Linked DNA regions of Mus musculus: regions 1, 2 and 3 are each linked to region 4. Evidence: chromatin loops called from intact Hi-C (ENCODE). Cell type or tissue: heart. All regions are shown on one strand.

The links. Peaks named below come from ENCODE experiments on the same cell type or tissue, not always from the same donor. Only the 100,000 strongest peaks of a DNase experiment are listed, where the experiment ranks them.
Region 1: a loop joins it to region 4, with 8 times the contacts of the local background. A loop is called at or near these places in 30 of 42 quality-filtered maps.
Region 2: a loop joins it to region 4, with 4 times the contacts of the local background. A loop is called at or near these places in 11 of 42 quality-filtered maps.
Region 3: a loop joins it to region 4, with 9 times the contacts of the local background. A loop is called at or near these places in 30 of 42 quality-filtered maps.

Annotation. Positions count from the first base shown.
Region 1 is chr19:22,334,035-22,342,034 of GRCm38, reverse strand. It overlaps a transcript of Trpm3 not described here. Among named protein-coding and RNA genes, the nearest start is that of Trpm3, 110 kb to the left of the region's middle. In heart, a CTCF peak has its summit at 4,430 (motif pointing left); no DNase peak of the experiment used is centred here.
Region 2 is chr19:22,626,592-22,634,591 of GRCm38, reverse strand. All of the region lies in intron 1 of Trpm3 (transient receptor potential cation channel, subfamily M, member 3), which reads right to left. Among named protein-coding and RNA genes, the nearest start is that of Mir204, 120 kb to the left of the region's middle. In heart, a CTCF peak has its summit at 3,073 (motif pointing right); no DNase peak of the experiment used is centred here.
Region 3 is chr19:22,547,746-22,555,745 of GRCm38, reverse strand. The region is part of intron 1 of Trpm3 (transient receptor potential cation channel, subfamily M, member 3); the gene reads right to left. Among named protein-coding and RNA genes, the nearest start is that of Gm33649, 76 kb to the right of the region's middle. In heart, CTCF peaks have their summits at 1,017 and 3,381 (motif pointing left); a DNase peak (open chromatin) is centred at 1,225; H3K4me3 peaks cover 513 bases.
Region 4 is chr19:22,879,333-22,887,332 of GRCm38, reverse strand. It overlaps Trpm3 (transient receptor potential cation channel, subfamily M, member 3), which reads right to left. Exons shown (of 26, transcript NM_001362491.1): 10 at 3,349-3,449; 11 at 1,851-1,985. Among named protein-coding and RNA genes, the nearest start is that of Gm52388, 43 kb to the left of the region's middle. In heart, a CTCF peak has its summit at 3,161 (motif pointing right); a DNase peak (open chromatin) is centred at 3,202; H3K4me3 peaks cover 725 bases; H3K27ac peaks cover 372 bases.

The sequences.
Region 1 (8,000 bases), 550 kb after region 4:
GGTTTGCCCTTGGTGGTTAGATTTTTATTTTTTAAGCTCCAAAGTATGTATATTTAAGAAAAAACAATTAGAAAGAAAAGCACATTCCTCAAATTCATGAATAACATTGGTCACGTTTTGGATTAAAAATTGTATTATAGTTTTAATTGTTTTTAATACATACAAAAATAATTAAATAAAATATAATAGAATATTATACAAGAACTTCTTTTTGTTTTTGTTTTTGTTTGTTTGTTTGTTTGTTTGTTTTTGGTCTTTTGGTTTTTTTCGAGACAGGTTTCTCTGTATAGCCCTGGCTGTCCTGGAACACACTTTGTAGACCAGGCTGGCCTTGAATTCAGAAATCCACCTGTCTCTGTCTCCAAGTGCTGGGATTAAAGGCATGCGCCACCACTGCCCAGCTGCAAGAACATCTTAATGTCTGTACATGTGTGTGTGTGTGTGTGTGTGTGTGTGTGTGTGTGTGTGTGTGACGTGGTGTGGTAGGGGTGGGGTGTGCTATAGCATGTTTTGTGGGAACTGGATGGTGACTCTTGGGAATTGGTTGTCTCTTTCTACCAAGTGGGTCCCAGGATTTGAACTCAAGCTGTCAGTCTTAGTACTAAGAGTTTTTAGCTATTAAAAAATCTTGCTGGCCCAAATTTTGGACTTTTGAATGGAGAAAAGTCAGTGAAGTGAGAGATTGGTCAAGAGACCATTGCATACAGAGTCAGCAGCAGTCCTGAAGGTGTGGCCCCTTCATGCACTTGGTACATGGATTTAGGATTGGAATCACAGGAATAAAAAGAAAAGCACACAGTGACTTTAAGGAATAACAACAAGGCCTGGATTTGCACCCCATGTAATAACCGTTTATATAAATAACTGGTTTCCCAGAATTTACTGACATTTGCCTACAATTACGTCAACCTACTTTCAGGGTACGATTAAAAATAGGATTTATTTTGCCGTCTCAAAATTGGCCTCTGTAAATTCCAACAGTTCTAATTTATCTCCTTAATAGAGAAGATTTAGCTGTGAGACACTTTAATTAATGCTTTCTCTGTACTCCGTAGCTGGTTACTACCATTTTAGCCTCCTTAGGTTTCATGTGCAGCACGTAATTCTAGTGTACAAAGAAGCAAATATAGGTTACTGAAAGGTTACCTCTCGGAATATTTAATAAAAGCAAAAAATAGCCAAACAGAAACCCTATTTCAAATGCCAGACTGTTGAAAAGCCAAATTCAGGGAAGAGAGTCTGCCGATCTCTGAGAATCTAAAATGACTTCAGTGAGAAATAGCAGCAGCTTGGGGGTGAATAAGACAATTCCCGAGACAATCCGCAGCAGCTGGCAGCTCAGAGCACAAGGTGGTAATGGTCAAAGACACTCTCCAGGGTCCAGCCTCTGTGTCCTGGAGAACTGGGAGGACAAAACTCGAGGAATCAGCAGAAAATGGCAGAAAAAGTCAAAGACACAAGGTAACAGTTAACATCCAAAGTTGGGGGCAACTTATTAAACATTAGGAAGGGAGACTCATGGCCATTTGATGGAATTTATAACAAGCAGATCTTGTTTTGTAAGAGAGACCAGGCAATTATCTCAGAGTGAAGAAGGAGCCCCTACAGGATTTCCATTGGCCCTGAAATGCCCCTGCAGGTCTGTCTCCAAGGGTTGTTCTCCATCTGGTGGCACTCCTGGGAGAAAGTGGATCACAGCACTCCTCAGCCCCCCTCCCCACTTGCCCTCCATCCAATCTCTGCTTCTTTCTTACCAAGAGGTAACTACCCTGCTCTGGCTCTGTCTTCACCACAGATACCAGAGTTACAAAATAATCAGTTGGTCATTGCATGAAACAAAATTTTCCTCCATGAAACCTGTTAACTCGGGTACTTTACTGCAATGATGGACCATGGGCTCATACAGAAGACAGAATCCAATCACTTTCTGCAGCCTAGACATTGCTGATATCTCGGGATTACCGCTCAACACTTATAAACTTGAACTATGCTTTAAAGCAGGAAAGCTCAGAAGTTTCAATATTTATCTGCTAACAAATGATTCCTTTTATTAGCTAAATGGAAATCTGAGAGGAGATAAATGGGAAGATATTTGCTGTGATACAAAACAAAGCAGCCTTCCCTGGGCTGACAGCATAATCTCAAAGGTGGGTGGACCACTGTAACGCTGAGAACACCGAAACACCTGAGATGCAAAGGACCTCCTCATTCCTCTGGTAACTGAATCTGTTCATGTTCTCCCATATCACCAATAACTGTGAGCAAAGAAAAGCCTCAGCAGTGGTCACTTGCCAAGCTCAGACCCATTTACACTCCTTCCATGTTTTCCATTGGGAAATTCTTCCCTCCACTAAGTGACTTAGTGATAAGTCTAAGAGTTCAGGCTCTGATGGAAATCAAATTACCCCACCACTGTGTGACCCAGAAATGAGTATCCAAGCAACGCCAGGCAAAGGGAACAGAGGGTGTTTACTTCTGGGGCCTTTGGGTGGAGTTAGATGTCTTTTATTCTTTTGGACAGTCTAGTATCTAAGCACAACTGCTAGACACACAAAATGAACTAGTGGCCATGAAGAGACAAGCCGGAGGACAGAGCTAACAGATGGGAAGGTAGAAGGGGAAGTCAGAAAGGTTAGTCCTTAGCTTGTGTGCTAACCAACCTGTGACCATCCGATGTCACCTCATCCCCTCATCCCTTTGCATTCTAATTAGCTGAGCATTTGTTTCTTTACACTGTTGTTTGCCAGAATCCGATCTTAACTGATTCAAAGGTGCAGCGAGGTAATATCAAGCCTGCTTTCCAGCCAACCATGACTTGGTTCTATACTGTCATCTTGACTTTCCCATTCAACCTTAACACTCACAGAGAGCCTTGTCGTGTCAGTCACATGTTACGCCCAGTTACTGCCACACACTTAAAAAGCCTGCCGTGGCGGCGAGCCTCCCAAGGATTGACATTTTGGAAGGACTCTCAAGATTTTAAGCACACACTTGGTGCGTTTTGAAAGCAGAAGCTTTGAAAGAATGCCTTAGCCAAAAAAAAAAAAAAAAAAAAAAAAAAATTACAAAGAAAAACCACTTGAGGCTCTACAGATAAAGAATTCATGCAAGGATGGATGAAGGAGGGGCTCACAGGTACCTCTCACCTCCTCTGCTGAGTAGCTATTTGTAGTCAGTGGTTTCTGGGAGGGAAGGAATCCTTTTCCTTTGGGAATGTGTGCACTGGTAGGGTGCCCATGCCACAGTGGATGACCCATCCACCCACCCACATACAGGTAGCACTGATTTGATTTCAGGTTATACCTGGGAAGAGGAGAGGTTGGGGTGGGCCAGGGGAAGTTTGAGGGGGCACACTGGATATAATCAGAATACAATGTCTCCATGTATGAAATTCCCAAAGAATAGATTTAAAATATTGTGTTAAAAGTTTCTCCCACAGGAAAGTAGACGTAACTCAGAACAGCTCGTCTCTAATGGGTTTTAAGCCATCTATGACTTGCTGCCTTACAGAAGGTGCTAAAAGCAGTACCCCATGCGGAATGAATTCTCTGACTTGAAAGCTCTCTCAGCAGTTGCTTGCTTCCCAGGCTGAGCAATCCCAGGCTAGCTCACCGGGAACACTTTCTGCACACTCTGAAAGAACAATACCTAAAGGTACAATCACTTAAACCTTTCTCTTATAAGTGCCCACCCCAAATTTGAATAGGATCAAAGTAAGCTAGTGAGGATACCAGTAAACTCAGAAGAGAAGTTACGACTCTCTTAAGAAGTACAAAACCAATTGTAAAACACTAATTCGCCTGCATTATTCCAATCATTCCAAATTATCAATTACTTGGGAGCACTAATGTGATTGTAGATGTATTCCCCGAGAATCTTTAAAAGTGATAAACAGTGAAAGTATAAACAGCCATGTGTTTTACTACAGCTAATACAATTTGAAGGTCCCCTATGTGAAATTATAATATAATCCAACAACATGATGCTACTTAAAAAACTAACAATAAAGCCTTAAGAGAAAGACATCACACATATCCACCCCCAATAAATATTTTATTACTATATATCCATACAGTCTTTTCATTGACTTTAAAGACTTTTACATAGACTTTTATTTTCTTTAAACATAGACTTTTTCTTTTGGTCTAAAAATATAGCTTAATTAGAATGAAAAAAATCATGATTAATATGCTTCCATGAGTTGGTCCGAACATCATCTCATTAAAAACATTATACATAACTGGAATTGGGTTTGGGGGCGGGGGTAGAAGGCTGCCATGAGACAAGGACAACTGCAGAATAGAACACAATGAAGACAGGGACCTAGAAGAAAACCAGGAGTCGCTTGCTTTTGAAAACAATGGAGCAATGCCATCAAGTGGCTGATGAAAGAATTCCTCAACGGAGGAGGGGATTTATTGGACACTGCCATCTGGTGGCTACAGTGGGGGATTATTTTTAGACTTCAGTGTTAACAATCAAGTATTTGTTTCATGTGGTCATTAATTTAAGGCTCGAAAGGTCCTCATTGCCATTAACAGAGTAAAAAGTATTAACTTTTATAATAAAGCTTAAAGTGATGGCAGAATCATAGGCAGTTCTAGCAATGCACAATCAGTCACATTCCATAGGAAAAAAAACAGCTTGGAAAACAGTTTATCTAGCTTAAGAAATAATTTGGTAAATCTCTTATGTAAAAAGATCAAAATAGGAAGATATTTAACCTTATACTATATATTTTACAATGAAATCACCAAATATTTACTTTTCCTTTCCACATCTATCAGCAATCTAATGTTTTGTTTTGTTTGTTATTTTTAACCCAAATCAGAGCTGAGCAATCCTGTAATAGATTAGCTCGTTTATTTCTACCTTCAAAAATGTTACTGAAGCTATTTTTTGAATTGGGTAACTGTCCGGACACTTAACAGACCATAATGAACAGAACAGTCTTAGTCCGTGTCATTAAGTTCTTGGCTTGGATGTCCAAATGTAGAAGACCAGTTATGTCCTGGGTAAATGTATATCAACAGACAGGACCATGGCTTTGTCACACGCACACATTCCCATGGGACTGAAGTATTAAATGTCCACCTTAGCTTTCTCTCCCAGATGTTTATGGCCCGATGACTGCTCCCACACTGAGATAACTCCTACAGATTAGCTAAACCTGTGTCTCTGTTAGTGTTTTGCAGTAACTGTGCCTCCTGTTCAAGGTTGAACTGTCTTCAGTAAACCCAGTGAACTTCCAAAGCGCCGAGGTTTCCCCAGCAGAGTGTACAGATCCAAGCCTTTGTATATGTCTCTTCATTCCTTCATCACCCCGCTTAGCTCATGGAGCTATGTTGGCTACAGCAGACTCATTTCTATCACCTTGCACAAAAACCAACTCCAAATGGATGGACGGCCTGAATGTGAAACCTAAACTGTGAAAACTGATGGAAGGAAAACATGGGCAGTACCGCATAAGGTATAGGCAGGACCCCACATGGTATAGGCAGGAACCCACAGGGTATAATCAGGACCCCACCGGGTATAGGCAGTGCCACACATGGTATAGGCAGGACCCCACATGGTACAGGCAAGACCCCACAGAGTATAGGCAGTGCAACACATGATATAGGCACTGCAACACATGTTATAGGCAGTGACCTACATGGTATAGGCAGTGTCCCACATGGTTTGAGTAGGAAAGGACTTTCTGAACAGGACTCCACTTGCACATGAATTGAGGCCAACAATTGACAAATGAGACCTCATAAAACTGAAAAACCTCTGCACAGCTAAAGAAATGATTGTGTAGAGAGAAAGCCCACGGAATGAGAGAACATCTTTGCCAGTTACACATTTAACAGAATGTTAATAAGGAAGTTAATAATATGTAAAGAATTCAAAAAACAAAGAGTCCAACAACAACAAGAGAATGGCCCATTCATAAAATGGGCTTAGGACCTGAGCAGAGAGTTATCAAACTAAGATAACAAAATAGCAAACAAAACAAAACAAAACAAAGCACACACACACACACACACACACACACACACACACAACCACCTCAAAACACATTCATGGTCCCTAGTAAATAGGGAAATGCAAATCACAACACATTTGAGATTCTATTGCATCTTAGCAGAAGGGCCAAGATCTGCAGAAGCACTGACTACAAACGCCTGAGGGGGATGCACAACGGGCGCCTTCATTCACTGCTGGTGGGATCACAAAGTGGTGCAGCCACTGTGGAAGCCAGTGTGGAGAATCCTCCAAAAGCTAAAAATGAAATTACCGATCGAGCTATGCTACTCTTTGGCGTATGCCCCAAGGACCTGACACTCTGCAGGTGCTTGCTGAGCCATGCTCTCTGCTGCTTTCTAGACCTGGGAAATATAAAGAATTTCACTGTCCATCAGCCAGCAAATGGCTAATGAAAATGCAGTCAATGTATAGCTCAGAATACTAGTCAGCTGTAGAGAAAGATGAAATTATGAAATTTGCAGGTAAATTGACAGAGTTAGGAAAGATCCTACTGAGTGAGGTAGTCCAGACCCAGGACAAATGCCACATGTTCTAGATCATCTGCAGTTTCTAGTCCTAAATCTTCAGGGTTAGTACATAACCAGGAGTACCTGCAGAAACCAGGAAAGTAAAAGGCTCCAATGGGGGTGGAGGAAAATGAGAAATAAAGAAGTGGATGGGAGGGAACAAGGGATTTGAGGAGCAAAATAGGAAAAAACAGGGAGTCTTAGATTGGGGAGGGAAAAGGGAGAAAAGTATAGAAAAAGGGCAAAGAATGATAAAGTAACAATAATTCTCTGAAAAACTCAAAGGATGGATCATATTATTATGTGTCTACCTAAATTTACATAGAATATATATGTCTGTGTATACATATACAGAATAAAACAAAATTCTCATTTGGATTGATAATGCTCCCTGAAAGAATCATCAATTACCTAGTAAAATCCCAATACCAGGTGTGAGGGACCCCCCCCCCTTTTGAGTTGTTGGGCACAGTTGTCCAAGAGGTTCCCCAAATCTAGGCTATTGCTGCTGCCCTGGGTTGCCTTCAGAGGCTGAAGTTGAGACCCTAATGCTGAAGACACTTTGGAAACAGTACACAGAGGATTTCAGCTGGTTCAACCTGAAGGCCTCTTTCCTGAGGACTTGCTTTCATGGAACCAGAAGGAGCCATGCAAGTTTCCAAGGGAAGGGGAGCAACCACTGCTCTGACCCAGGTGTTCTGCCCAAAACAACCACATGCGAGTGCAGTGGAGGCACTCATGGTCTTGTAACCAGCAGCTCTCTCATTGGACCAAAGTCCTGAACAACGAGAGGGAAATCCCACCTGGTCCTGGACACCTAGCCAACTACCTAGAGCTAGTGAAGTCATGGACCTTGGATGAGATGCCACAACCACCACTTTTCTAAAATGGTGTTATTCTTAGCTGCATTCTATATGTGTATCCTTATACCCACAGATAAGCATAGATCTTACTTTCCACAAGAGAAATATCTCCTTGCAACAGAAGCTGTTACAGAAGACCACAACAGATCAAAGTGCAGAGGACAAAGGACCATGCAGTGCTCATCCCCCGCAGACACATCTACAACACAGCTCTTGCACCTAAGCCTCAGGGGTCATAGCAAAAGAGAGGCAGGAAGATTTTAAGGTCCAGAGGATCAGCAAGTTTGCTCTGAGATTGGATCTCCTAGAAATGCCAGAGAAGCTACTTTCATGAAGTTTGATCAACATGGCTGCTTAAGCAAGAGCTGGATAAGGATGGCACCATACACATGCTAATATGAAAGGGCAAATCTCCCAGGGCCTCCATCTTAGGCAAAGAACTCCAGACACCTAAGGTATTCTGGGAACAGCAGAAATAGTTTTCTCTGGAGAAGAGCCCCCAGATTGGTTATCTAATACCAATCCTGAAAGTGTATGCGTACAAGTAATTTTATATAGATTGAGCAGGTTATATTTATGAATTTAAGGATATACAAAG
Region 2 (8,000 bases), 250 kb after region 4:
TTCTTTCTCAAATGGCATGGTCTCGTGAATCTCCAGTTGACCCTCTGAAGGCACCACTCCATGCCTGTCAGAGGGAAGGCTGCAGAAAATATCTGCATTCACACTAGCAAGGCAATGGTTCATGTCAGTCTGTCTATCTGTCTCCCCCCTGGGTCTTTTGCTCAGTCTGATGAATTCTGCGCTGAGCTGGGATTTACTGTATGGACAGAAACACATGACAGAGAACGGATGGTGCCTGTTCCTAGAAGGTCACCCAAATCTGAATCCTGTCTGACCACTAGAAGAGCCCAGAATAGGTTCATTTTCTAGCAGGTCTTCAAAATGAGTCAGCAGCCCCAGCCAACACCTGAACTACAGTCTTCTGAAAGATGCATAGGAAAAAGGACCCAGTTCAGCCACTGAACCTAATAGATTGCAAAACAAATAAACAAACAAACTTGCCCTTAGGCCATAGGTGTTGGGGGACATTTCTTATAGTCATAGGTGACATCTGGGCCTGGGAACTAACTAGGTTGTATGAATGTCCTTTAGCTTGAGGATGTCTTAAAGGGGGTCTTATCAAAGAGGAACAATGGTGACAGCTCTCATTGAGAAGGACACCACTGGACAGCTAAGGTCTTATGGGAGTCTGCCATGGCCAGCCAGAGAGGAGAGGTACTGCCTGAATCAAAGGATATAGAATCGGTCCAGGAGATAGAGGTGGATTAGAGTCTCTGAAAAAAAGTAATAAATATGCCCCATATACAGAAGTCTGTAAAGTCTACATAGTGAGCCCAAGAGTCTATGAGGCCAAATTATAACTTCGCCAGTCCTTTAAGTCTTTGTTCATCGGCCTGAAACTTGGACAGAGTAGCCTAGGCATCAGAGAGAAGAGGGAGGAGGAAAGAAAGGCTCGGCATACTCCTTTCTCTTGTGTGTTTCTATTAGGTCTGAATCTCATGATGGGAAATGTCCCTTCTGAATAGGTTTATAGCTCCCATACTTGATCAGATGTCCCTAGGATTGTTGGAAGATTTTCTTCATGAGAGCAGACATAGAGTGCCTTATGATCTTGAAGTGACTGGAGAAAGTGTGAGGGTTTTGTTTTTTTTTAGGACATTTTGCCCTTCTGAGGTGCTGCTAAATGCTGAAAGTGAGTTTGAAAATAGGGGTCTCAACCTGGGCTTCTGACATTTGGGTCCATAACTCTCTGTGCTGAGACTTTATTAAGTCTTACTAGTTTAATAAACTGAACATACAAATCAAATGGAGACATTGGAGAAACAGCTGTGTGGTTCTTTGTCTGAAGAAAATTTGGGGGAAGTAGAATCTCACATTTGAAAAAAAAAAACAAAGCAAAAACAGCCCACTCCTTTAAAAGAAAACTATGCACAAGTAGAAAAAAATATTTCTACAAATGATAAACTACGGTGCCTGTCTATGGACAATAGGGTGGATGTTGTAGGTTGTTTGACTTTGCTGGAATTTCTTGATTATGAATTTGAACCAACTTAAGATGATGAAAAAAGGAGCCTGGGAAACCTGAAGGAAATGTTTGTTAAAATAGCAGTACGTCTTCACAGCACTTTCTGCCTTTTTTTCATGGTCACACGCACTCCTACAATGGCACAGGCTTCGTCTTAAGAAGACTCTGGAAGGGGGTAGAGACTGTGAAGGTTGTGGCGCCCACATGAGACTAACAGCAGCCAGGACTGGGTGCCTACTTACTCACCTGTTCCTAGGGCTTATTAATGACATTTAATAGTTTCTAATAACAAATCAGCCTGTGTTACTTGTAGGAAATTATGGAAAGTAGAGCAAATGCCGAAGGTCAACAGTGCCACATATCCTTTCCTGTGAATAATGAGAACCAAGTCTTTCTCACTGTGAAATGGACATGAAGTTAAAATCTTAGCACAAAAGGAAGGGATTGTAGGTCCCTAAGGACATCTGTCATAAATAAAATCTTTGTTCTACCTGTACAGAGGCGTGTATCTCCTTTGAGTTTTTCTTGCCACATGTCAGAGCAACATCCTAAGGATTTCCACTATAAAAGACACTGGGAACTAGTTAGTTGCTCCCCTCCAAAGGCCTGCATTGATTCCTGTAATCAACATATTAGATATAACTAAAGTCTCTGCCTTTATGCGTCTCCTTTCAACCAGTGAGATGATTTTTGCCCCTAGATGTTTGGTAAGGTCTGGAGACATTTTTGGGTTGTCACATCTGGATAAAAAGATGACCATGGCATTTAGTGGGCAGATGTAGAGGTTGTGTCAAGTCCTGCTCAGATGCACAGCCCAGCCCCATAGATACAGCAGAGAATTACAGAGCCCCAGGTCAACACTGTGAACAGTTCATTCTGTGGTCATCACTATCTCTTTTCCTTGTTTGATTCTCCCCCTCCCCAAGCCATAATTACACTGATTATCAGCATTTTTCATAAACCTTACTAAGATGGTACGATTTTCCCACATCATTATTTTTCAAAATGTGACACTTAATGCAGCAGGAGCATCTAGCGCATGATTTAACTGTTCCTCACTAATGATTGCCAGCCCCACTTCCTCAGCATCTGAAGTAACGTTGAAATGAACATTCCTGTTTCTATTTCTCTCAGACTCGTCTTTAGGTGGCTTCCTAGAACTACAATTATTGATTCAAATGAAATGAGCACCTTCTCTTCTCACTCCATAACTTTCGCCATGAGGTTGGGCAGCTTGAGGACCCTGATGCCTGCTCTCCTGTGTACCTGAGTCGAAGGCTGAGATGCTGACATCACCATTGCATCTTATAGCCTGTGTGTGATCTTGAGTCTTTGACCTCCCCTCTCCTAGCTGAAGGTGTGAGGTACCCAACCATGTTCATCTTGTTCTAATAAATACATCTTGACCACTTAGTCTACAAAGTGATTTCTCAAGGCTTATGTCTATGAAGATAGAGCAAGAACAGGGCTTGGCAAATTTCCCTGTCCTGTGAGCGGAACCTACCTTATTGTCACTAAAGTGACCACAATGCCTTCACATGACACATACACAGGTAGCAAAGAGCTTGGGCCCCCAGGTTTACTACACAAACATATTTCCCTGCCTGCGCCTCTCCAGCAGATGGTGCTGTTTTTCCAATGTTTAAACTTACTTCACTGCAAATTATAACTTTTGATTGATTGTGCAGGGCTGCTCAAGGGTCTTTAATGAAGTCTACTTTGCGCTTTGCTAGTATTGAAATTGCTCACAGGCCCCAAATCGAATGGGAAAAATGAGACGGCGTACCTCAAACATAAAACCAGTCTGCTCAGATTGATGAAAACAACGTGTTTGAAAAGTACCGAGGGCAACCAAATGATGAATCACCTCCCCACAGCAATGATGGATTAAATTTAACTTCTTTCCTAGTGACTTAACTTATTTCCTAGTAGCATAGGAGAAAATGGTTTGGGGACGCTGTGAAACTCTGAGATGGGAGTTGAACAGGGTCAGTTACAGAAGACCGTGAATCGTGATAGGGTTTCATATTGTTCTTAGGGCAGATGCCTACAAATCGTGAGTATTCCTAGGTCATGAATTAAATGGCGGGTGTTAGAAGTTACTGATTTTGCCAAACAATTTGCTGTTTGGCTAGAGGAAGAGGTGTAAGAGCTCCTTTTGGCCAGCAGGAGCAGAGATCAGTTCTTCTTGTCCACATGGGTTGCAAGTCCTCTTTAACACAGCTGGGGCTCAGAAGAACTCTTTGCTTTGTTGAGGCAGTGTTTACAATGAGGAAAGTAGGCCAGTCTAACCTTCCTGAGAACAGTGTCAGTCCGGGTGAGGATTCGATTTCAATGAGGTACCTTGTCTTCTATTCATGACCAGGGAAGAAAAGAGTCCTCTTAGAAAAGGAAAAGAACAAATCCAAACAAACAGAAAACAGACCACCCTTAAAATTCAGCCCACAGTCGGCACATCCCAAACACCAGTTACCAAATCCACAGAGAAAATCCATCCAAGTTTCAGAAGAGCAAACACAGTACACAGCCTACTGGCAGTTGGTTGCCAAGGCAATGAGCTATAGTAATTTCTACTCCAACTTTGGAATATGATGGATATGTTGTTACATGTTAGTCAAAGAAACAAACATATATTACAAATTATCTAAGTAAGGAATGCCGAAGTCCAAAGCAGGACAAAACAGTATTTCTCAATTATTTCTAAACATTTCTGGATTAACCCAATTATGGACTATTTTTATATAACCTGGTAATACTAAATATATGAGCCCCTTTTATTTCACACACATACACATGATTGTACATGGACTTGTTTTTTTAAAAAAAAAAATCACAAAGGTAGAGTCTCCCTTGCTGGGCATTTGAATAGAGGCAGGGCGAGAAGCGTTAACATTCTATTTGAGATCCCTTGGTATCTAATGACATCTCAAAAACAAGTCACAACTTATGTAAGCTAACTCCTGCTTTAAGGAAATACAGAGATCATTATCTTTCTTAACCTATACTCCAGTTTTGGCCTTTAATGCTAGAACTTAACAAATCGAATCATGTGTAAACCAGCAGGCATTGCCTTTAGATACCTAACTTGCTCATCTCCACATCAGCTCCATCTGATGGATTTTGTTTTGTTTTGTTTTGCTCCTTGAAGTACATCACATCTGGTGATTGGTTTTACTCCCGGGGATGCTTAGGGTAGACATTTTGAAACTAAATTTTTTTTAAAGCTATCAGTGACTTTATAGATTTGAGATCATAAATGTTCATGTGGCAAAATATATCAGCTAAGACTTACAGTCAGAGAAAACCTTTGCTGACAATGGTTCCCTTGTCAGGCAATAGATTCAATCACAAAGTTTTCAGCTTAAAGGTGAAAATGAACCAGCTCTAAGGGGACTCCATTGCCAGTCATGTGAAAGCTGGTGTGAGAAATCTCCATGACCGTCACAGTTGAAGGGCTCAGTCATATTTGTCAGGGTCTCATACCATAGTTTATTATCGGCATACAGAAATGCTTTCCCATTTATCATCACATTGTATCTGAGAATTCATTGCACTCGGTTCTCTTTTCAAGGGAAGCCAAGAGAACCCGAGAAAAGTTATTTTATGTGTAAGCTTAAGAGACTGCATCTCCCTACATTTTTGTAGGTAATCAAATTTACTTTCATATGATCATACTCTGTATGTAGGAGATAAAAATACATCAAAGCATGGATAAGACACAGTCAGATGTGAGTTGAGTGATGCCAACAAATGCTAGTCACAGCATTGCCTAAGAAACAGTAAAATAGTTTAAACACCCCAGGCAGACTTAAGGACATTGTTGCCTTCCAAGTCAACTTCATTACTTAGAAAAGCAACTTAAGTTAGAAAACTAAGCTTTCTTGTGGAGCAAAAGCAGAAAGTAAGCACACTATACACTTTCTCAGACTGCCTGTTTCCAGTAGGTCCTTTACAGGTCTCTGCTATTTACAAGGTCTTTTTGAACATTGTTCTGTGTTCCTGAAGTATGTTTGTTGGGTCTTGGCACTGTGGAGGGTGTCCCATTTCCTACAAAGGAGAGAGTTGGCAAAGACACAGCCACCTGTCCTGCCAGCGGTGTGATTTATGAGAAAACTATCGGGCAGGAATAATCAACTTGGGTCTCCCTTCCCTGTTGGACAAGGCCATTTCTCAGTGGCTCAGGCTGTTTCCTGCCCATGTTCCACTTTGTTGCAACTTTCTCGTTTTTTTTACCAGTGAAGAGTTTCTAACCCACTTACGAGTGATATCTCTATCTCTCTCTCTCTCTCTCTCTCTCTCTCTCTCTCTCTCTCTCTCTCTCTCTCTCTCTCTCTATCATATATATATATGTATGTATATATATATCATATGATATATATACATACATTTAAAATTAGGAGTGTTCTTGAGACATTTCTTATTTCTAAATCAATGCATGTTCTGCTTGGGCGCAGAGGCTAGATTGGAGACTGATTCTTTCTGAAAATTCCTGTAAATTCTGAGTAATTGCTCTATCTTTCAGGCCATCTAGATATTTAGGTAGTAGGAGAAAGGGGACACACATGAGCCTGGACCTGGGATGGAGTGCTATCTCTGGGTGTGCATCTAGGTATGGGACATCGGTAGGACTTTCTCTCCTTTTCTAAGTCAAACAGAAAACATAGCTAGGACATGTGGAAACTGGAGCTCTGTGACCATCACAGTGCTGCTTGGCTTGCATGGCCTCTCTGTTTATTTCACTGTGACTGGAAGCTGTGCGTTTTTGATTGAGTTCTAAGAAAACTCCATGACAAACATGAGCATGGATGATAGGTTATTTCTCTGCTGGTGAAATGAGTTAATTCATGCCTGATTAGAATATATTAAAGCTGCTCTTTAGCGGGTGAGTTCACTGGCCCCAAGAACCTAGGCCAGGGAAGGTGACCTGGGGAAATGGAGAGGAAAGAGAGAGAGAGAAAGAGAGAGAAGGAGAGAGAGAAAGAGAGAGGGGACAAGCTCAGAGAAGAAGAGAAGGAGAAGAAGAGAGAGAGGGAGAGAGCAAAATGTCTGGATTATATAGGGAGGAGCCTCTGGGGAAAAGGCAGCCCAGTTTCTGGGCTGGAAAGTGCAGGGTTTGGGGGCCAGGGTATGCCAACTAGGGACTGAGGGATGCTAGAGAGAACCTGGAGGCCAGGCAATCAGGCAGCCTCATGAAAGGATGTTCGATGCTCCGTGCTCTTCACGTCTGAGAACTTGCCCTGATCCTCCGCCACTTTCTGTGGAGACGGCTTTGAATGTGTTTCTGTTGCTTACATCCAGCCTGTCTCTGAGAAAAGCCTTGGCTTCTGTTCTGACACAGATTGACATTTGATGTGTGATGAGAACTGTTATGATTTCCAGCCTGCCAGCCAACCATAGCTTTTTCCGTGGTCCAGGACAGGGCTCAGTACCCAGTCAGGATAAAGTACAGTCTACATGCTCTTCTTTCAAGCCACCCTAATGAATGCTGGAAAGGAGCTCTTGGCTTACCAAGTGGCTGATTTCCAACATCCTTTTAGTACTGCTTTACCCATAACCATTATCTAGAGGTGATGCAATCTGAGGCTTCTGATAGAAGCCAGAATGTCAGGCTAGACCCATGCCCTGTGTATGTAAAGCTTTATCCTGTATGAATATACCCATGATAAGGCATAATTCATAGCTTAGGTAAGTAAGAATATTAACTATAAAAAGTAGGCTATGATTACATATTCTAATAATAAATGATAAAGCTTATGAATATTTATTTCTGGAGGTTCCTATTTAATCTCTTCAGATTATAGTTGCCAGCAGCTAACTAACCCACAGAAAGCAAAGTCACAGGCATATGAACAACTGCATGATTCTTCCACACAGCTATTCAGGTCTTTGGAGCCAAAGTCACTTGATAAACCAATGGTGGGATGCTTTTCTAGTATTTGATAGGTCCTAGGTTCAACCCCATGGACACATACACCCTACACGCACCAAAGTCAAACATGCATATTTTTTATCTATTCTATCTTCTTTCTTCCATTCATCTGTTCATTTACTCATTCATTCATTCATTCATTCGTTCACATTGACTGCAGTACTAGGAGTTAAACTCAGGACATTGTGTGTTAGGTAAGTATTGCCATGAAGTTATACCCCTATTGCTATTTCACACATCTAAATCTTAGCATTGACATCATTGTATATTAATATTAACGCTTACAAATAATTAAATCTATCCTTTCTGTTAAGGACGGAGATGAGTACTACAAAGCTTCATTAATGTTCTATTACGGAGGTGTTATGTTGTAAATTGTTGAATTCTTAAACAGTAGTTGATGCCCTAGAATCCAACTGTGTGGCTCTGTGTGCTTGTAACGCTAAGTGACCTATATGCAAGTATCTTCAATCTCAAGTTATAGCCTCACACAGTTCAGGAAAGGCAAGGTCAGTTTCTAAGAAATCTACTCAACACAAGCAAAGCCTTGTTCCAGACTGTTTTGTTAAGATGTGGGCTTGAAAAAAACCAAGAAAACCAGAGTAA
Region 3 (8,000 bases), 330 kb after region 4:
AACACACATTGTACTATTATAGTTTCAAGTTTCTAGACCTGACCACTTTACCTTTGAAAGCAATACTTTTCCTTTTCTTCCTAGTCAACCCGGGCAAGTTTGCTCAGTACGACCACCGTTTCCATTCTTGCTGTGGTTTGCATCACACCCTTTTGAGGCAGCCACCATCTCCCTTAGGCTTCTGGTCCCATTCAAACTCCCTTCGAGATGGTCTTTCCATTTTCTTTTAATGATAGCTTCCTTTCCGGGATGGGTTACACAGGGAAGACACTCAGGCAAGATGAGAAAGAGAACATGCCCACCCCAGCAGAACCTCTCTAGAGATCAAGAATTAGGAAAGCGGAGACCTGGTAATTGGCTATCCATCACACCTGAAGTACTATGCAGGTGTGCTGTCCCTTGAATTAATTGTTCCAAGCTGTTGAATATTGTCTCTGGACACCAACTTTCCCTTTCTAAATCCTCCAGGCAATCAATAGCTCATTTCAGATTGTAGCATTCTAAGACTTTAGCAGTACAGGGCACTTTTTTTTTTTTTTTTTTTTTTGAAAATGATCAGAAATGACAGGCAGTAATAGTATTGCCCTGGGTGCCTGGGTGAATCTATGCTTCTCAAATATAAAAGAGTAAAGGGCTCAGTAGGAAACCTGAGGGGGAAGCTAAAGACTGGAAACCCCGTGCAATTAGCTCTCCAAGAAGGAGGCTTCTGGAGAACACTTGGCTGCCACAAGTCATATCATGGGTTCGGTTCGGTGTGCTTTAATTGCCCGTTATTTTCAGCATGGTGGCATTTTAAGGCTTTTTTGTTCCCTAACAGAAGATTGGTTAAATACAGCCATTGACTCATGTGTTGATCCAGGGCTATTTTTACCCTTCGGCACCTTGCATTGTCATTTCAGAAGGTGCAACAGTTTCTGGGCAGTCCTCCCACAGACATCTAATCTATCCACGTGGGGAGCACGGGAGCACGTGGACCTCCTAGCAAGATGCCCCAGCAGGAGTCCCTGTGGGCTGGGGAAAAACTGCAGCATGCAGGGCATTTTCAAAGTCAGAGCCCTCTGTAGAGAGACGGGGGCTTTGTGCCAAGACCTTTTCATATACTGAAAGCCCGATGTTTCAGATCTCATTTATCCCAAGAAAGCTGTCAGGAATGGCCCCTGCAGAGAGAGCTGACCCAAATTGTGACTTCTTTCAGGCCAGGGAGGCCCCTCCAGGACAAACAGGAAGCCATCACTCAGCATAATGTATTCCCACTGGGAACAAGCAAACAGCCTTCTGTTCAAAGCAAGGCTCCCAAGCCCCGGAAGTTGGTTTTGGCTCAATGTGACCCTAAAATCAAGTCAGACGGAATGAGTTTATTAATTCAGAGCCTGAAGATTTGGCTGGGCTGAATATTCAGGCTGAAATGTTGAATTCCACCTCAGTTTAGTCATTCTTTTTGTTTGTTTGTTTGTTTGTTTGTTGTTGTTTTTTCGTTAGCCATTTTGAAGGACTACTAAGATTTGGAAAGAAAATACCAATGTTGGGTTCAGGTTCATCCCCAGATATAAAAGTAATTCCCCCAGCATATGGTTTCGAGTGAAAGATACGTTTTAAAGCATGTACACACAGCAGAATGAAATTTTTTCTTACTTTTATTGGGATCTAGAGAAATTCAGATTTTTTCTTTGTAATTTATTTGCCTCTCCTTTGTCGGTTAGCACCCCAAATGTGTCTAGCCTGATTACCTTTGGAGCCAATTAAACAGGGTTTGCTATTTAAATAAGAATCACCGACAGACAGACAGGGAACAGCTCCAGACTTTGAATTCATTAAGATGTTTCGATGCTTGTAGCTGTTACAAGAAGCCAGCAACGCAATGCGCATCTGCTTTCTAGTCAGCAGGGTCACCTCAGTCTGAGAGGTGACATGTGGTAGTTTTGCTATTTTTTTTTCCATTAGTGTTCACAGAATAAACATATTCTCAGAATCAAATAAGTGGCTCTGTCCTCCAACCCATCGTTCTTGGCAGGTCTGTAGACGGAACGGATAATACGATGCAGTTGCTTCTATAAGCAGTGGCAGCTCGAGAACAGTCAAATACCCTTCTTTATTGAAAAGACTTCAAGGGATTCAGAATACAAACAGGGTCATTTTCAAATATCAAGGGTCAGATTTCCTCAATTCTAGCTAACGGCTTTGCATTGATTGTATCAGGTGTCGGGTTGGTGTAGAAGAGGCTTAAACGGTGTTACGTGGGAGGGTGCCCGAGTGGATTCTGTTTACAAGTACTTCTAGAATCCAAAGCCATTGTCAGAGTTCTCTAGTCTTGAGGACAAGAGTCCGGGCTAGGCTAAGTGATGTGGACTGGGAACCCTAGGACCTACTCAGAAGGTAGGGCTGTGCACAACGTCTGGGCTGTGTATATAACCAATTCGGCAATCATGTGCCTTCTGATTGAGTGTAGGAATGCTGGGTAGCTAATAGAGAATAGAAGTAAAGAAAGAGACATAACCCGGGACTCTCACATGAATGTCCTTCCTACCCAGGTTACCAAAACAAGTATTAGCAAAGATTGTGGGAGTGGTGATTGTTATCTAAGCACTGGGGAGGCTGAAGCAGGAGGTTCACAGATTTGAATTCAGCCTAGGCTACATTGTGAGATTCTGTCTCCAAAACCAAACCAAACCAAGCCAGATCAAACCAGACCAGACCAGACCAGACCAGACCAGACCAGACCAAACCAAACCAAACCAAACCAAACCAAACCAAACCCAAAACCCAAACCAGAAAACCAACCCTAAAATAAATAACTGCTGTAGTGCTCACACATGCTGAGATGGAGGGTCTGCCTGCGAAGTCCAGACTGTTCTCAAACATACAACCCCTGTCTTTCTGCCTCTCTATCCTCTACCATCACATCTGGTTCCTGAGTTTACTTCTAAAGGTCTTGGAGCCACACATAACTCGTAAGGACACTGGCCAGAATCAATGCAGTCATGGTCAAAACCAAAACACTTTATTCCCCCAACCCTGCCTTAGAAATAATGTAGCCTTGGAAAATAAACCGTTTGGGAGTCGAAGCAAAAAACATAAACTTTCTAACTGAAGAAGGAAGGCAGGACGATGGCGCTGATGGTAGACTATTTGTGAACAGGCAGCTGAATTGCGTTCTAGGAAAGGAGGGAGTTTTAAACACGTGTTGCATGGGGGGGGGTGGTGGTGACAGCACATTGGAATTCAGTCACTTTAGTTTTGGTTTCACTGCTTTGCTAGCAGAGGAAGATGTACGTGAATAAGCAGGGGGCCTACTGGAATGGTTTTCTATAAATCTAAGCAATAGAGACAACAGTGTAGGTGCAGCACCAAGCAGGTACCGAGTCTTGGGCGCCCCCTTGTGGTTAATATGCTAAGACAGGGGGAGGATCTGCACTGAGCACTCTGAGATCTGAAGCCCATAGACTGAGTTTCTGCATCTAGTTATTAACTCATTCTTCAGCATTTCTTTGATCTCACTTCTACACAGAAGAATTCAATGCAGAAACGTCATCAAGAGATATACTTCTCTTGACTAAACTTGGATACCTTGGTCTTAGGGTTTGAACCTTGAGATCAAACAACAGCCTCTAGAAACGCATCTAACAAGAGCGGCATGTCTTTGTAATGAGAGGTCTCTAAAGCTTTTTGAATATACAACAAAATTATTCCATACAGACGTCACCAAAATTCACTTAGAACAGAAATCATGCTTTCCCGTGATTTTTTTCTTCCTCCATTATATCTCTGTTCTCTAGAAACTGAACTAGATAAATTCTTCTGCCTTCTTGTACAAATAGTGTACCAGATGAGTAATGCATGCTTATTCAGTTATGATGACTAATGCACTTCTTAGAAATCATTATTAAAATGTGAATCCCTGACCTGAAGAATAATAAACATCTCCTCCTTGGATATTCCCTCTGTCTCCCAACTTTTTATTTGAATAATTCAAATCTGCAAAATAACTGAACCAAAGCTCTCCACTTAACCGCTACGCCTTGTTGTATGGAATTACTGAGTCTTAGCTTTAGCTACCGTAGTACTTTGTTTGCATGTACCTTTTAGAAACATAGCCCTTTCGAGCTCAACCACATCATTAACCTCACATGAGGAGAAACGTGATATCGGTCCACAGTCGAGGTTTCCAAAAATGTCTAATCATTCTTGTTGTTTGATTCAGTACACAATCAAATATGGTAGGGCCCTTGGTTTGGAAGTGGCTCTGCCCATGTAGGTGAGCCCATTGTGCTTGCTGTTTCTGCCTCCCTTAACTTCCGTGTCTGGCCACTTCTCAGCTGTCCAGCCATCAGCTCCAATTCTTAAACTTTTCAGTCTAACTTGTTTCATTTTGGCAGATTTAGTTTTAACATGTTGTACCCCTTGAACCATCTTTCCCCCCACTTAAGGGTGTTTGCTCTTTTTTTTTTTTTCATCCCTTTGGGTTCCTTGTCCCTTACTGTGTGACATTTATGCAGTCAATCTTCTGTGGATGGGCACTGGACTTTCCCCACAATTTTACTATGAATAATGTTATAAAGGTTGTGTGTGTGTGTGTGTGTGTGTGTGTGTGTGTGTGTGTGTGTGTGTGTATGTGTGTCCTCTATTGCCCTGGGTGATGCTCTGAGACTTGCTATATAGAGCAGACTGGCTTGGTTTGTTTCCCCTATGGAGATAATATGATTTCTCTCCCTAGATAAATTACTATGGCAAGTTTACTAGTGATATGATGTTATTATAAGATCTTTGAAATATTAAAATATATTTTCCTCCATCATACATGTTACCTAAGGTCTACTCCATCTTGTGTGAGAGCAGGCTGCCCCTTCAATCCTGTGGCAACTTTGTAACATTGACATTCATTTCATACTTGTTTCAGGAGGATGCTTTGAGAGTTATTATTTTTTTATTTGTGTAAATATGAAATAATTTAAGTGTATGTGAGGTGATGAAGCCATGGGAGTCTGGATAGAATTTACTTTGTGCTTTGATAACTAAGTGTGCTTTATACAAATTGGTCTGCTGAAGTTTTCTATCTCTTAAGGCCAAGGAATTGCCTTTACTTAGGAAATTGCTTATTTCAGTTAGATTTTTTTTTCAATTGATTAGCACAGAGTAGGACAAAAGACCCAAAATAGTTTTTTAATTTCCTTTGTTTTATGAACTTTCCCTGCTGGCATTTTTTTTATTATTATTATTCTATGGATTCATAGCTTTCCTGTATATTCACACACGGTCTCCCCTTCAGTTACTGTTTGTAACACTTTTCCTATATGAGAAGGTTTATTTAAAGAACAAGCTCTCTCTCTCTCTCTCTCTCTCTCTCTCTCTCTCTCTCTCTCTCTCTCTTCTCTCCCTCCCTCCCTCCCTCCCTCCCTCCCTCCCTCCCTCCCTCCCTCCCTTTTCTTCCCCCCTCTGATTTTTAGTTCATGGATGCCTGCTTCTGTGGCTATTCCTTTCTGTCTTCTATCATTTGGCTTAGGTTCTTCCCATAGGGATTTCTTAGGTCCTGGATTCTACAGATTAATAACACTATGTGATTCCAACATCCTAAAACTTATGATTGAACAACAGAGGAGAGAGAAGCAAACCGAGGGTCGTTTGATAATAAACCGTTGGCCTCACAACTGCAGTCCTACCCCTGCCTTCAGAGTTCTGAGGGTTACAGACATATATTATCATGCCTGCTTTCATTTCTTCATTTTTAGCATCCAGAACACATTTTTACGTGTATTTCACACATGCAGCATTGATTTGGGTTTTGTATCATGAGCCTGATCTTAAAATTGTTCTTGTAAGTTAGGCTTAATCCGCTTATGTTTATTTACATGAATGAGATGTCTTGCCTCAATGCCATCCTATTATTTTATATATACTGCTGCATTTGTTATGGTTACTACATCTTCCACTTTCTCTTCATAACAAAAATCCTTTTGAAAATAATTAATGGTTTAAATTAAACCACTCTGGCCCCCTGAGTGCTTTTTGCTTAGCCTATTTTTATTAGGAGAGCTTGAGTTTGTCAACTGAAAACACAAATCTAGTATAAAGATGCCCTAAATAAATATTTCTCATTTTTGTTCATCAGTTTTTTTTTCTTACATTTGGAGTTTAAGAGAAAACAGACATTATTTTCCCCTTTGCAGTGGCTCTATGGGTGGGATGCTGTCTGACATGCAGGTACTCACGTGACACTGGGCCCTACTTAAGCTAGTGCCCTTAGTTTGTTTGTTCTGACAAACGCTCACGAAACCAGGAACTGAGACTCTCCATTCTGCTTTGCCAGGCACTCAGGAGAGGCATCCACACCTCTGCCAGCTGTGGGCAGTGCTGCTCAGGAGTCTTGGATAATAAAACAGGAGTACATTCATCGTTTTAGCCTGGGACTGAGATGAATGCAGGCACTCCCAGTCATACAACCTGGGCTCAGACTCTGTGGAAATCGGCCATTGCCTTGAGTTGTGCTCTACTCAACAGGTAGCATGGACATTGAAATAATAGTTGTAAACTGCTATGGAAATTTACGAAAGAAGTCTCTGGTTTTGATGTCACGTAAAGAGTGCCTCCTTTATCACACAAGACTTTGAACTTTGCCATTAAAGCCTTCACACTTGTTCTGAATTTCCACTTGATAATCCAAAGCTTTTCTTGTAAAAGTAAACTAAGCAGAGAGAAGAATCAATGATCCAGACATGTTTAATTTCATTCTTGAAAGGCTGTGAACAGATTTGTGTCTTGAGTGAATATCCACATTTCACTGAGAGCAAGTATTGGTTGTGCTGAGCAGTGTGTTAGATGGAGTTTCCTTTAGCCTGAGAATAGTTAATTCCCACCGTGAACATATTACATGTCTCTGTAAGTGTGTGTGTGTGTGTGTGGTGTGTGTGTGTATTACAGACATACATCTTCAAATGTTCAGGTGAGGTGCTTTAAGTCACAGTTGTGCAGCCAGCATCTATACCCATCACCCAAACATTCTTTATCTTTTTCCCCCCAAACAAAACAAAACAAAACCCTTACAATGCAACACTAAGTCCCATTGTTGCTGCCACCACCATCATCACTGTCAATGCCCCACGCCAGCCATGTCACTTTTAGTGTCTGTGAATTTAATTACACTAAGTGCCTCACATCAGTAGAATCCCTCAGCATCTGTCTGTCTGTGTGCTCATTTTGCTCAGTGCGTCTCTACAGTCCGGACATGTTGAAGCCCGTGTCAGCATTTCTGTTCTTTTTAAGTCTGCACAATATCCCATTGTATGTGCATACATATTTCTTGTTTGTTGTACTCAACAGGGACATTTGGGTTGCTGCCATTTGGAGCTATTGTGAATAATATAGCTATGGACAAAAGCGTACAAATAGCGCTTCTTGTTTTCACTTCTTTAGCGTGAGTAAAGCAGAGTAGGATTGGTGGGTTGCATATAAGTGGGTAAGAGCTACAGAATTCAGAATTCTCATCTTTAAGGAATTTGCATTATTGCCTCACAGTGGCTGCATCTATTAGTGTTTACACCAACACTGTGCAAGAGCTCCAATTTCTCTACAAACTCACTACACACCATCTGACCAGATTACGCCCTCTGTGTTGTATTGTGTCATATGCTTACACCAATAATTTCACACTCACAATGCATGAAAGGCCATGTGAGTTTCCCCTTTCTGTCTTGACTTTCTTAGGTGACTTTATCCCTTTAGTTAAGGTGCTTATAAAGAACACAAGGAAGGCGAGAAAATGCAAACGCTCAGAAGCAGTATTAACCAGACATGGCGATGGATACTTGGTACTTAGTAGCTCAGCACTTAGAAAGCCAAGACAGCGGAATTATCATGAGTTTAGGGTTAGCCTGGGCTACACATTGAGTCCCAACTCAGTTTGAGACAAACCATAAGGCTGCATCTCAAACTAGCAACAAGAACAGAAAAAAAACTCAGAGGACAAACGGAAAGTAAATAATGCGATGAATTATTTAACCAAATGTACG
Region 4 (8,000 bases):
TGATGGGAGCACTGCAGGTGACTACCACCTGTTTGATGATGGGAGCACTGCAGGTGACTACCACTTGTTTGATGATGGGAGCACTGCAGGTGACTACCACCTGTTGATGGGAGCCCTGCAGGTGACCACCACCTGTGGATGGGAGCACTGCAGGTGACTACCGCCTATTTGTTGATGGGAACACTGCAGGTGACCACCACCTGTTTGATGATGGGAACACTGCAGGTGACCACCACCTGTTTGATTATGGGAGCCCTGCAGGTGACCACCACCTGTTGATGGGAGTGATGAGACCTTGGCTTGAGGTCTAGGAATAGGCTTCTTTCTTTCCTTCTTTTCCAGGCTTTGGAATGACCCTTCGTACCGCCATAACTCTCTAACTGATTTCTAAGTCATGATGCCCATTATTCATTACTGTAAGTCTCAGTGTGTTGAGGCAAGACAAGCTTGTAGGGGAAGCAGAAGTCTGGATCTATTCTGCCAGCTGACTTACTTCCTGCAGTGGCATTAAGATGAAGCTAGCTGCTATTACCTACCGTCTGCCTTTAGTCCGGGCCGGTCCATAGCTCTATCCCATCACACTCAGGGTGCTGGGACAGACATTGTGGCCAGTGAATCAAAAAGCAACCTCTGAAAAGAGGCTTAAATTTGTTACTGAGTTCTTTCTGCCGTTGTTGTTATTCAGAGATCTAGGACCTTTAATCAACTACTTCTTAGTCTCTGTGTATGTTTTACTCTGTGTATGTTTTACACTTTTGTGACTACAAAATTCATGCTGCATTTCCTATGCAGTGGGGGAGATGAGGCTGTTAGGTGATAGGTGACTTGGTTACAAGGGTACCTTCTTTGTAAGTGGAATTGAGGGCTAGACAGAAGTGGGTTCATATTTCTGTACTTCCAACCTTTCTGTCCTAAGAGGACAGCGTTTGCCCCTTCCAGTGGACACATTCTGGAAAGACAAAGTGACTCTCACTACATAGTGAAGCTCCTGGCACCTTGATCTTGGACGTCCAGCCTCCAGAACTGTGACAAAGGAAAGCATGTTCTTTATAAATTACTCAGCCTCAGGCATTCTGTTGTGGCCGCACAAATAGACTAAGACTGCCACAGTTTTCTCATCTGTGAAATGGTTAAAAAAAACAACATCAGTTCTTTAAACACACTTGGCTTTTTTAGTGAATGCCACTGCAAAGAACAGCCACTACCACACATGTTTTTGGATGATTCCAGGGTATTTTATACTTTCTATCATGGTGTGGGGGTGCAGGGTGTGTGTGCATGCGTGTGTGTGCATGTGTGTGTGTGCATGTGTGTGTGTGTGTGCATGTGTGTATGTGTGTGTGAGTATGTGTGCATGTGTGTATGTGTTTGTGTGCATGTGTGTGTGCATGTGTGTATGTGTGTGCGTGTGCACGTGTGTGTGTGAACTTAGTAGCTCCGAGGATGGCATGGTGATACAAGCTACTTAATAAGCATCATTTGATGGTTGGTGCTAAACCAACCCTCCTTGCACTATTTGTCACCAACACCTCCCTGGGCTTACAGAGTGCGTGTGTTCCAATTGACAGAGACCTGCTTGTGGTTTTGAGTTAGAATCTGAGAACAACGCCCTATGGTGATCACGACACCTTTTGCCTAAGATGCTGACAACTGAGCAGTTAGAACAAGTGAGTTCTTGGTGACTCGGTGTCTGTCGTCTATCCAGGTGTAAGGGAATGCAAGTGAGGAATGACGCATGCATCACAGGAGAGACAGGAAGAGAATCACAGGCATGGGGGTATGGGCAGGCAGGATGAGGGAAACAAACAGAAGAGAAAGAGAAATGAAAAGGCATCTTAGCTTGGCCCTACCGTATTGTACAGTTCCTCTAGTCTGGAGATGGTGAGAAAACGGTGCATGCTTACTCCATTTTCTATGAGTAATTTCACAAAATCCACTCTGTCCAGGACTAGGGCATCCAGCATGGCTTGCTCCAGGGACCCTACCTGCAATTCAAGATATTCACTTAGCCTGCCCACGTCAGAGAAGCGCAGTTCCTCCGGGCTCACCCAGAAGGCTTGATATCTGCAAGTCTCTAGATAAACCAGACAGAGCCAGTGCTCCGATGCCAGGTGGCACCCCTGGTCCTGGAGGCACAGGTCTTGGGAAACAGAAGTCAAGGACTCCAGGTCTAGAAGCTACTTTCTCTCCTAAATCTCTTTCTTGTTCTGGAGCCTCAGGATCCAAGGTCTTCCTCCTGATGGATTCTCTGGCTAGTTTTCTGCTGTGCCTGTACAGGTGGCACTAGACACTTTCCTGCCTTCCTTTCCTTCTTTCCTAGGCTCTGAATGAGAGCCCCGGCTGACTTGAGGATAGGAACCCAGGAAAACATAGCTGAGGGCCAAACAGGCCTGGACAGGTGTGCAGGTGTGTAGTAACGGACACTCCGGAGGCAAACTGGCGTCACATAACTTAAGAACAATGTATTTTCTGGGTTGGAGCACTGGACTGGCTGTGATTTGTATTCTTCTCACGTTCTCTCATTTTTTTCAACGTCCAGATTCCTTGACAAATACGCTCCCCGATTAGAAATCCTTGAACTCTATAAGGACAGGTACTCAGTGGTGGCCAGAGCTCCTGGGGATGGAAGGTTCAGAGAGTCTTACTTCCAAGCTGATGCTGGGCTGCCACCCGTGGATGCGTGCGCACATCACCCAATGGCCCATTTCCCAAGTTATGATTTTTGACAGCCAAATGACGGGGGAAAAAAAAAAAGCCACGGGCAGTTATATAAAGCTTTGGTTCACTTGTGCTGGGATAGGTCGACCTGCGCTCAACCACCAGGACCAGATGGTACCTGTACACAGAGGCCTGGCCCATTAGCAAACCAGCAGGAACGTGCCGCCATTTGGTGGCAGCAGCTTCCTCCTTCTGCTCGCCTAAAAGACAACCAGAAACATGCGAATCCTCTCTCTCTCTCTCTCTCTCTCTCTCTCTCTCTCTCTCTCTCTCTCTCTCTCTCTCTCTCTCTCTCTCTCTCTCCCCTCCCTCCCTTCCTCCCTCCACTCCTCTAAATTTTAACTTTTTTATAACTGTATCTTTAAAGATTGAATAATAAGATAGGCTATGCGTCCAAAAATTGCTAAGAGCCAGGGAACCTTTAGTGGTGCGCTTAGCAATATCGTCCACTAGGTGACAGCATGTTCCCAAACACGAGACTGCTGCCCAGCTATGCTATGCAAAAGAAGATTCCTCCATCCCCGCCCCAACCCCGCCCAAATTTCTGATCCACTTTCAAAGGTTCCGTTAAAAACCCTTGTCAAGCGCATGGTGGCTTTTCAAGGGTAACGACTACGACGTATACTCTACCGGCCACTGCTGCCCGTAAATAAAGATCTGGCTGCGAGCGATGTCAACTCTGTTCCAGGCTAAAGCTAAGCTCAGTTGGTCTGGGGCGGATGCATTGGCACCTGTATAAAGTGGGACGGAAAAACAAAACAAAACAAAACAAAACAAAACAAAACAAAACAAAACAAAACAAAAACAAACAAACAAACAAAAAAAGACAAGAGAAACACAGTAGTTAGTTATGCCACGAAGACCCTTCCAGTCACTTCTTCATCGATTCCTCTTCTCCACAACCAAGCCGTGTGACTCCATTCCACTAATGACATTTTGTGTGTGTGTCTGTGCGCGCGCGCAGGGGGATCCTTCTTTGCCACGGTCTGTTTTCCTGTGCACTGTAGATCTATCTTCTATCTATCTATCTATCTATCTATCTATCTATCTATCTATCCATCCATCCATCCATCTATCTACTGTTTATTTTAAAGACAGGATGGGGCACTCATTCCTGGCTTGGCTTCCTCGATGTTGGAATAGCAGGTGAGTGTCGCCATGCCCGACATCGATTGCATTTCAATACCCAGTAGCCACGTGTGACTAGAAGCACACATAACATTTCTGTCTCTACAGAAGGTTCTGCTGTGATAGGCATGTTGTCCACACATGCGGCCCCTCAGCAGCTGCCTGTGTGGCTGAGAACAGGTACAGCCTAGAAGGTAGTGGGAATATCTTGCATCCTCTGCTGTCCATCTTGTGGTTGGGTGAGATAGGACCTCTCTAAGCCACTGTTCTGCCAGCTAGAAAATGAAAACAATAAAAATTATCCTATCTTATTTAATAGAGATGCCCTGCGACCAAAATGGAATCATATATGTGAGTTCACATGCCAACAGGTTTTTTCCCCCATTGATACCCTTGGCGTATGGAATAAGAGACCTCACTGCACCCTGCTCCATTTTTACTCTACTGAATATCCTACTAGCAGGGGAGAGGAGAAAACAGAAAGCACTCTCTTTTGGCTCAGAGAATTTGAAAAGTGAACATATGTTTGGCAAGCTCTTAGGAATTTCCATGTGTTGTGCTAAGGAATGTCCCAAGCGGTCCTAGACTTTGGCTCTTGCTATCTGCACCGGGCAGATGAAGATGCTCAAGTCCAGGTTGGCTAGAGTGACAGGGAAAGGTCACACATCTCCTAACAGAATGCCCAGACACATTTATTATGGGGCAGTGACATTCTAGCCAGAGCCAGCCATTGTGAATTCTGACCATCCCCACAAGCTCCTCCTTGGGGAAGGTTAGAATCAATATGAGGGCCCACTTCCTGCTGACCACACTATGAACGTATGCGACCCCCACCTGGGGCTGCTTGTCAGCATTATCTGGAGATCTTTACACGAAGGCTGTGACAGCCCCGCACCAATTCCATCACATTGCCAGGAGTCTCTGAAGCCCCCAGATGTTCCCTGTGTGCATCAGGAGCAGGAATCTGCGGACCCAGATGCCTCTTTTCCTGCGTGACCGTCCCATGCCTTTTTCTTCTGGACTCTGCAGATCGATACTAAGCAAACAGCAAACAGCAGTGGGGGTGGGGGAGGGGGCAGGGGCGGGGAGAGGATGTAAAGAGCTTGCTAAGTAAGCACGGGACCTTAGCTCAGTTCCCAATAGGGACATAAAAACTGGGCATGAGTGTTTTGTGCCTTTGATCCAGTGCTGGAACAGGGGTGACAGAGACAGGAGGATCCTTGGGATCCACACATGGCCATATACACATATGTATGTACAGCTCTATACATACACATGGGCATATATACACACACCTGCACAGAAAGAGACAAATATAGAGGAAAGACAGGCAGATAGACACACACACACACACACACACACACACACACACACACACACACACACACACACAGAGAGAGAGAGAGAGAGAGAGAGAGAGAGAGAGAGAGAGAGAGACTCTTAGGCAAACAGCTGGACATGGTGGCTCACTCCATAATTCCAGCACTTGAGAGGTCGGGACAGGAATGCTACTGTGAGTTCTAGACTAACCTGGGCTACAGGATGAGACACTGTCTCAAAAATCAACGAACCAACCACCAACCAAACAACCGCGCACACACTCAACTGAAGTGATTTGTGCAAACAGTGTCCATCAGCGGATTGTTTCAGCACTTCTCAAGCTTGAGCACGGGTGTCTAACCCGGCATGCCCCTGCAGACCCTTGCGGCTCACCTCTACATTCCGACTCAGGAGTTCCGGGTGGAGCCTGGGGTTTGTCATTTTTTTCTTTTTTATTATATAGGAGGTTGGACCCAGGGCTAGGCAAATGCTCTACCCTGAGGTCCATCTCCAGCCCTGAGCCTGTGTATTTCTAACAGGTTTTCAGGAGATGCTGTTGCCCCACCCCCCTCCTGGGACAATCCTTGAGTGATAAATTTCTTGAGAACTTTGGGTTGTGTTTCCTTCACAGGTCTGACTTTGGAGTCCACAAGTTGATGGTTTAAGTCTAAGCCACATTCTTGGAGTGAATTGATTACTGTTTGAAATAATGTCTATTAATTTGATTCATGCAGAGGATTTTTTTTTTTTTTTGTATCAGGGCTGGAGAGATGGCTCAGCGGTTAAGAGCACTAGCTACTCTTCCAGAGGACCCAGGTTCAATTCCCAGCACCCACATGACAGCTCATGTCTGTCTGTAACTCCTGTTCCAGGGGATCTGACACCCTCACCCAGATTTACATGTAGTCAAATCACTAATGTACATAAAACAAAGATAAAATAATAAAAAGGAAAATCATTTATTGTCGCAGATAACAACAGGGAATGCAAACTCACGTCAAGGTAATGGAGATATGAGAACGCGTATGCCCTAACCTGGAGGAGGAAAAAGGGAAGGCTCACAGAAGGTGGCTTTTTAAACCATTTCTTATTTTCCCTCTTTTAAAAGTCTATTTTTGTATTTTAGTTGACACAGTAAGTACATGTTTATGGGCTATGGTGTGACATTTAGACACATGTACACTGTATCTATGAATAAGATTAGAATCACTCAGACAGAACATTTGTGTATATGTATTGAGAACATGCAATTCCCTCTAGTATCTGTTTTAGAAATATAGTCAGTTGTAAACCCGAGTTTTCCTATAGTGCTACAGCACAGTAGACGTTACTCCTCTTACCAGACTGTACCCCTGCACACATTAAACACCTCTCTCCACCCTCTACCCCTTCCTTCCCCACATCACCCATCTCTCTACTTCCATGATATCAATGTTTAGTTTCCAAATCTAAGAGGAACTTGTAGTGTTTACCTTTCTGGGCTACGTTTTTTTTTTAAACTTAGCATAATGTCCTCCAGTTTTATTTCTGTGGCAAATTACATGTTTCCCCAGGTGGGTTTTTTTTTTTTTTTGTGAATAGTATTGCATTTTGTATAAATACACTACATTTCTTTAACTGTTCATTTGGTGATGGACATCTGAGTTGATCCCATATCCTGAGTATTGTGAATGGTGCTGCCATAAACACACAAGCCCAAATGTCTCTCTGCTGTACTGATTTGGACATGGAATAGCCACATCACACAGTAGGGCCACATCACACAGTAGGTCTGTTTTCTCTAAAAAAAAGGTTTTTGTAAGATTTATTTATTTTGTTTTATGTGATGAGTGTTTGGCCTGAATGTTTGTGTATATACCATGTGCGTGCCTGGAGCCTGCAGAGGTCAGAAGGGGGTGTCAGATCCCTTAGAACTGAAGCTAGAGAGGGTTGTGAGCCACAGGGCTCTGAACTGCTGAACTGGCTTTAACATCATCCTCAACTCTCCTTCCTTCCTTTCTTCTTTCTTTCTTTCTTTCTTTCTTTCTTTCTTTCTTTCTTTCTTTCTTTCTTTCTTTCTCTCTCTCTCTCTCTCTCTCTCTCTCTCTAATAAAGGCTATATCAATTTAATTTTTAGGGGGAGAGGAAGGGAGAGAGAGAGAGAGAGAGAGAGAGAGAGAGAGAGAGAGAGTGACTTTGCTTCTTTCGCTGGTCCTCTGGTTGATGCTTACATGCTGGGATGGTTTAGTCATCCCTGTCATCATTTATGCGTCACAGGTTTGTACACTACCCAAGTCAATAGTAGCACAGGCCTGAGCAAGAGCCTACAGAGACGGGAGTGACTGAGGTCAAGGGGAGCTACGGGCCTGAATGTAATTAGGAAAGTGTCAAATAAAAACATGAAGCCAATGAATTTTGGCTTTTCAAAAATTGAAAATACATCACTCATGAACCGTCCTGGATGACAGTTTGGATCAGTACAAGTGATAAACCACCGAGCTTGCTCAGGACCGTGACAGTTCGACATTGAAATTTCTGTATTCAGGGAGACACCTCCATCCTGAGTAAGATTGGATGGTGGCTTACACGGCCCTTAATTGGCTGTACACTGGAATTTCCTGCAGAAGTTTAATACACTCTTGCCTGAGATGCATCCGTAGAGATGTTGGTCAACCTGGTCCTAGGCACTGCATGCTCTAAAAGCTCTCCATGTGCTGGACATGGAAAGCAATATTGTGTGGGTAACACACATCCATTAGTTGGCTCACCTTTCCCTCATGTATTTTGCATCCAAACATACTGATCCTTAGCACTTGGTAGACACTATGTCAGAATGGACACCAAGTCGAGAAAGA